Linked DNA regions of Homo sapiens: region 2 is linked to region 1. The links are chromatin contacts, found by Hi-C in ENCODE. All regions are on one chromosome and are shown on one strand. Each heading gives the region's core, a stretch centred on a gene start or an enhancer-like site at or near the end of the contact. The rest is flanking DNA. Distances are from core to core; before and after follow the strand shown. Region 1 holds the start of EPS8 (EGFR pathway substrate 8, signaling adaptor). Region 2 overlaps ATF7IP (activating transcription factor 7 interacting protein).

Region 1 (3,002 bases), core at 237-2,736:
GAGATTCATATTGTGTTGTTCCTAGGGGCAGAACCAAGACCAGTAGTATCAGGGAAGTTGATTTGATGTTCATAAATGATACAGGCTATAGTGTTAAGCAGACCTGGTTGTTAATTCTGGCGTCAGCATTGGCTTTGGCAAAAAGAAGGAAACTTCTGGGTTTCATTTTCCTAATGTGTTTAATAGGTATAATAAGGCCCATCTCATTTTAAGGACTAGGAATAATGTGTGTAAGTTGCTCAGTTCCTGGCATAGGTAAATATTCAACAAATAATCATGGTTATATGTAATGATAAAAATAGAAATTTACAACATTGGAAATGTTCAAGTGGATAGTGGTCTGGTGGAAATATTGGAGAGAGTATTCCCACTTAAAATAGGGGACTGGACTTAGCCGTTATATCGATTCCAACTTTTAGAATGGTTTGAATGTCCACCTTGGCATGTTACGTCGTTTCTCCCTGACTGTGCTTTTATTTGCTTCACAAAGCAAGCAAGTCCAATCTCTTTTAACCAAGTTTAATTTATAGGCTTTCGTGGACTTCTGGAAGTCAACTGACTTCGAAGTTAGGACAGCATGGGGGGATTGGGGGAGTAGCTATGACAATGAGGAGTTTTAAGAGTGAGAAAACACAATGTCTATGAGAACATGGACTTCTCTTTTAGAGGCTCCATGAGCTACTCAGAGAGGAGGTTATGAGGGTTGGTTAAGGTACGAGAGGCACAAAGTGAAAGAAGCCTCCACTACTTCAAACCACATCAGGGCTTTTGGCAAGAGCTACATGAAAAATAGGCTCACAGGCAGCCTGGCGAGGCGGGTCTGGGCTTGCAGGCTGGCGCTAAGGACCGGCAGTTGGGAGACTCTCAGGGACCCGATGGAGGGCCTTGGGCACCACCAGTTTACCGCATGGGTTGGAGAGACAAAAAAAGAGGAGAGCGACAAAAGGGGGAAAATAGGTCCGATGATCAGAGGAGGAAGACGAAGGCTGGCTGGTCATTAGATGCGTCTTGTTTGCCGCCAAAGGGCAGGGGTTACGAGCTGTGCAGCCAGACTGGGTGTTGCAACCCGAGCGCTCCCTCCGCCCGGGGCGTCCATCCTCGCCGGGGGCGAAGCTCTCCACACGCTCTTTGCCCCTTCCTGCGCCTCCTGGCTGCTAGTCAGTCCTGTTAGGGCACTTCTGGAAACCTGCTGTCGACTCGCTGCCTTGGTCCGACTTTGATCGCGGCCTTGATAACTTGGCGCAGCGCCCCGTCTCCTTTCCTCCGGTCCCTCTCCCGCCCACCCGGCCTCACCGGCCACTTCGCCTCAAGCGCTGGAGTCGACCAGAACTCTGCGGCTCGGCTGCCGGCAAGACCCGGATAGCGGATTTCGCTCCTGGCTGCGGGGCGCGCACTCGCCCGCCCGCCCGCTCGCTCGTTCCTCGCGCGGGCACTGGGCATGCGCGGCGCGCGGTTGGCACTGGCTGCGAGCGGGCGGGCGGCTCCAGACTTCACAGGCAGCAGCTAGCGAGGCGGTCTCGCCCGGCGCGAGGCCGGCGCTGTGCTCGCCTCGGAGATCGCTGCTCTTTAGCTGGGTGCAGAAGGCGGCTCCGCGGCTCGCGGACGACTGGCTGGGCGCGAATCAGATTGGGGGGCTTTCTCCCGGTCCCCTCCCACCTCGTCTGGGCTCGCGGCGTCTCCGGGGAAAGCCGTGGCCCCGAGGGCGGATCCGAGGTAAGAGCCCCTTGGCGAAAGGCGCCGGTCCCGGGGTCCGGCGGCTTTGACTTTCTCGATTTTAAAAATCCGCCTTTGTGTGCTGGAATCGGAGCGGTGCCAGGAGCCGCGTCCGCCTCCCTTCACTTTGACTGCTTTCAACTGGTGTTGGCAGCCAGGTGCGGTAGGGCGCTGCGGCCGGAGGCGTCCGCTCGCCGGGTCCGGGCAAGCTGTGGGGCCCGTGCAGACCCGCGCCCAGGGCTCCGGGAGGCTGGGCAGGGAGGGTTCGCCGTGGCCCAGTGATATTCATGGTAACCTGAGCTTCCGCAGATACACCTGCGCTCATCTGGTCCGTGGGGCGACTGCAGACCGAGTATCCCGATCTCGGCTTATTACGTTAGACTTGGGATTTGTGCGCTGCTCTGCCAACCCGCCTCAAATGGGGAGGGGTTCTTTTCAAAATGACCCTTTAGGGCAGGGTCCCACCCCCGTTTACCCCCTCGAATTAACATAGCTAATTGTTTCGGAATCGTTGTCAATGCCTAATGGCTGTTGACTTTCTTAGCTTGCTCCACTTTACTCACCATTTTACTTTTGGGAAGACAGACGGCCTTTCTCCGGTTGTGGTCAGTTCATGCATTTGAAAGGGGTTTCCCCACCCATGTACTCCCTGCCCTCTCCGATGTTCTCACTCTTACTTTCCTTCCTAGGACTACCTGTTTGCAAAATCTTTGCACCGACCGTTCTCCGGCAGTGTTTCTCAAATCCTCCTCCTCCCATAGGGCCCGTAGTACTGTTGGAATCTCGCGGGGGGCAGGACGCCGTGGTTAGGATTTGAAATCCGCAGACATCTAGAGCGGTGAAGGATTAGGAATTAGAATCCTCCTTTACAAAATATGTTTCAGTGAAATGTGTTACTGCTTCTCTTTTCAAGGTTTCTTGCCTTAGATAGTAAGGGGAATAGGTAAAAGAGCTAATATGTTAGGATGAGTTCAGGTAAAACTTGATTTCAGATGTGTGAAGAGTGTGACTTTTTGGCTTTGTCATTTTTGGGAAATAGGAGAGTTAGGATTCCGGGCAATCTTCTTTATATTGAAAAAGCCCCTCAAAGTAACTGTGTTGTGTATTGCCTCTAGTTTATTTTCATTGAAAGGACTCCATTCTTCCACAGCTCCTTGGGTTCTGGAAAGTGAGCACTAGTAATGGACGTCATGTGGTAGTGAGTCTATTGGAATTAAAGTCAATGTCATCCTGTCTCACCTAGTATAGATTTTTTGTTTGGGATCGCAGTTTTCTAAACATATTGCTGT
Region 2 (3,326 bases), core at 545-3,044, 1.4 Mb after region 1:
TAAAAATTTCTATAAACTCTCAATTTCAGTTCTTATCTCACAGAGGACCAGAAGCGAACAGTTCTCAGACTGATCACAGGCCACATTTTGTGTAGTGCTCATCTAGCTCTTAGATACCTATTCTACCCTACCCCACAGCATTCACAATCCTTAAGTATTTGCAACCTTCTCTCATATTTATTGTCTGTGTCTTCCCACTCCCTCCACAAGTGTAAACTCCCTGAGAGAGAGCAAGGATCTTATATGCCAAGCATCAAACAGTACCTGGCAAATAATAGGTGCATAATAAATAACTGTTACATTTGTTGAGTAACTGATCAATTCACAGTCTGTTTTAGTTTTCACTCTACCATGCTGCCTTTGCACAAGTAAGAATTCTTATTTTGTCCCCTTTAGACTCTTCAAAGTCTTCACTTGGAGATTCTAAAGACCCTGCTCTGTGACATTTTTACTGTAAATCAGCCAGGCCCCTAAATACGCCCTCTCCCTAAAGATCCTTTTCTAAACTACCCAGTAGACCAGATTTCTCCCAACTCCATTCTTCCTGAAATGATGATTTTTAAAAGAAAAAAAAGAAAAAAAAAAGATCTGTGCTAAAGGGAGTCTTGTGAAACAAATGCAACCAATATTTAATTTGTGCTACACTTCACTTGACTTTATATTTGTTATCCTCATTTAAACCCCAATATTAGTTCTTTATGATAAACATTATTCCCATTTTAAAAACAAGAAAAACTGAGGTTCTGAAAATAAGTAACTTGCCTCATTCCATAAAAATACCTAAGACTTGGCCAGGCATGGTGGCTCACACCTGTAATCCCAGCACTTTTGGAGGCCGAGGCAGGCAGATCACTTGAGGTCAGGAGTTCGAGACCAACCTGGCCAACATGGTGAAACCCCGTGTCTACTAAAAATACAAAATTAGCCAGGCATGGTGGCGCACGCCTATAATCCCAGCTACTCAGGAGGCTGAGGCAGGAAGACCGCTTGAACCTGGGAGGCGGAGGTTGAAGTGAGCTGAGATAGCACCATTGCACTCCAGCTTGGGCAACAAGAGCAAAACTCTGTCTCAAAACAAACAAACAAACAAACAAAATACCTAAGACTTACTGAACACATAATCATAAATAGGTACTGTACTTTGAGCACTATATATCCATTTTTCATATAACCTATAACTAATGAGAGGAAGAACATGGATTCACCCTGACTCTGTTTGACTCAAAGTTGGTGTTCTTCCAACGACCCATCTCATTTAATGATCAGGGATAACACAAAGAGGTTAAATATTTATCCAAAACTACACAATTACTTAATAACAGTACGAGAGCAGAAGTAATCTTTTCCTAACTTCTATACTAATGTTTTCCACTATGTATGCCATGGTACAGGTATTTCTATATCCAACAAAGGGATACACGAGTCAGATAGTTCTACTGGCAGTTGGCTAGCTGTATCTGCCTTACTTCAGAAGGAAAGACAAGATTCCCTCAGGCAGATGCAGAAGCAACTCCTCAGACCTCTCTCCAGTGTTAAGGTCCCTCTTTCACTAAACTGATGAAGATTTGCTAAATCAATTTGTGCTGTTTTCACAATTTCCATATTCACATATTAATGACTAATAACAGACTGTTACATATCACCAACAGAGAACTCTTTGTGAGAGTTCTAACCTGAGCAATTAAAAAACAATCACTTATTTGAATAGACATTAGGCTTTCTCTCAAATCACTTTCTCTTTTCAAAGTGTGAAGAGCAGTAAAGCAGGGGAGTCACTGTTTCCTGTGCAAGTTAATCACTTTTTCAATTTTCTCTAAAGTTGAACTCTAACTAGAAAACCATTTTCCAAAAAGGCATAACATTCTTTTAGCACTTCCTTAGAGTTACCAATGTCGTGGTATTATTTGAATGTTAACAAGCTGGCTTTCACTCTGGGAAATGTGGAATTCAAATTTAAGTCAGATCAAGATTATAAATTATCATGTTTCATGCATCATCAAGGTAGTCTTCACATAGACACTGTAAATGTTAAATTAATAAATGTAAATAGATGTAAGTTTTCAACAAAAATAAAGTTTGTAATGGCCTAACGGCCATTATCTAATCTAGTGTACGGTTAAGAAAACATTCTATTAGGAAATTTACTCATTATTTTCAGTGATAAACTTCTTAGCTCAACTAATTTGAGCAAAAATCTTTTATAAAATGTTATTTCATTTATCTGTTCAGTAAACTGCATAGCTTGAATACACTTTAACTTTTTCTTATTCAGTATCACCATTAAGAACATCAAGTTGATAGTGATGTCCTTTAACACAGCGGTAACATTTAAAGAAAACAGAACTGATTATCACATAAAAGATCTCAAGGTACTTAGATGTTTCTAATTAGTATTTCTTTAATCTCTTCACTTTCAATCGTTACTTGTTGTTATGCCATTGGATCTCCTTCATTTGGCTCCCATGGCACTCTATATAAAATTAGGACAAAGTGAAAGGTTACAAAAGGTGCCATATCTTCTAAAGAGTAAACTGACTTTATATATTCTAAGTCTCTCCTACCAAGTAAAGTAGGCTAAATTTTACTTATGTTTACTTTCTTTTGGGTTAGAAGTTATATTTTAGATATTTAAGGCTGCCAATAAACTATCAAATACGTAGGATAGGTCTTTAAAAGGAACTGTCTTCCAAGGCCACGCAGGTAACGTGATTCAGTGAAGAGGACCAGAGGTGGGCAAGAGAAGGCCCTATCTGAAGGAGACAGCATCTATACTCAATTGTAGATTGCTATCCTCAAGCAAAAATGTTGTTTGCTTTTCAAGAGGCAAGACATCTAGATTTTTAGGTAAAATCTGACAACTTTAAATGTTAACAATTAGAGAAATGGGGCTGGGGGCGGTGGCTCACGCCTGTAATCCCAGCACTTTGGGAGGCCGAGGCGGGCGGATCACCTAAGGTCAGGAGTTCAAGACCAGCCTCAACATGGAGAAACCCAGTCTCTACTAAAAATACAAAATTAGCCGGGCGTGGTGGTGCATGCCTGTAAACCCAGCTACTCGGGAGGCTGAGGCAGGAGAATTGCTTGAACCTGGGAGGCAGAGGTTGCGGTGAGCCGAGATCGCGCCATTGCACTCCAGCCTAGGCAACAAGAGCGAAACTCCGTCTCAAAAACAAAAAAAACAAAAAACAAACAATTAGAGAAATGGGCTGGTGACTAAAGAATAAAAGTAAGTTTGCTGGCTGCCAGTTTATAGCTCTGAAAATGAATTTTTTTCAAAGAGAATTTACTGTTTTTATGATTCTTATTTGTACTGAAACACAGGAAAC

The links. Hi-C counts contacts between places; a loop is a spot of excess contacts on that map. Pooled maps may share reads with other maps.
Region 2: a loop to region 1 is called in a map of B cell, with 18 times the contacts of the local background. The contact joins the enhancer-like site here to the promoter of EPS8 in region 1. A Hi-C loop is called at or near these places in 5 of 168 maps with a recorded cell type or tissue (B cell, CD4-positive, alpha-beta T cell, GM12878 and 2 more), 2 of 37 single-sample maps with no recorded cell type and 17 of 50 pooled maps.

Annotation. Positions count from the first base shown.
Region 1 is chr12:15,787,872-15,790,873 of GRCh38, reverse strand. EPS8 (EGFR pathway substrate 8, signaling adaptor) reads left to right here and starts at 1,486. Exons shown (of 21, transcript NM_004447.6): 1 at 1,486-1,713. RefSeq lists silencers at 1,279-1,628, 1,889-2,008, 2,339-2,418.
Region 2 is chr12:14,389,484-14,392,809 of GRCh38, reverse strand. The region is part of intron 1 of ATF7IP (activating transcription factor 7 interacting protein); the gene reads right to left. Among named protein-coding and RNA genes, the nearest start is that of ATF7IP, 25 kb to the right of the region's middle. RefSeq lists a silencer at 1-215. Within about 2 kb of position 1,794, at least 2 of the 41 ENCODE cell types and tissues checked have a DNase peak (open chromatin) inside an H3K27ac peak, as active enhancers do.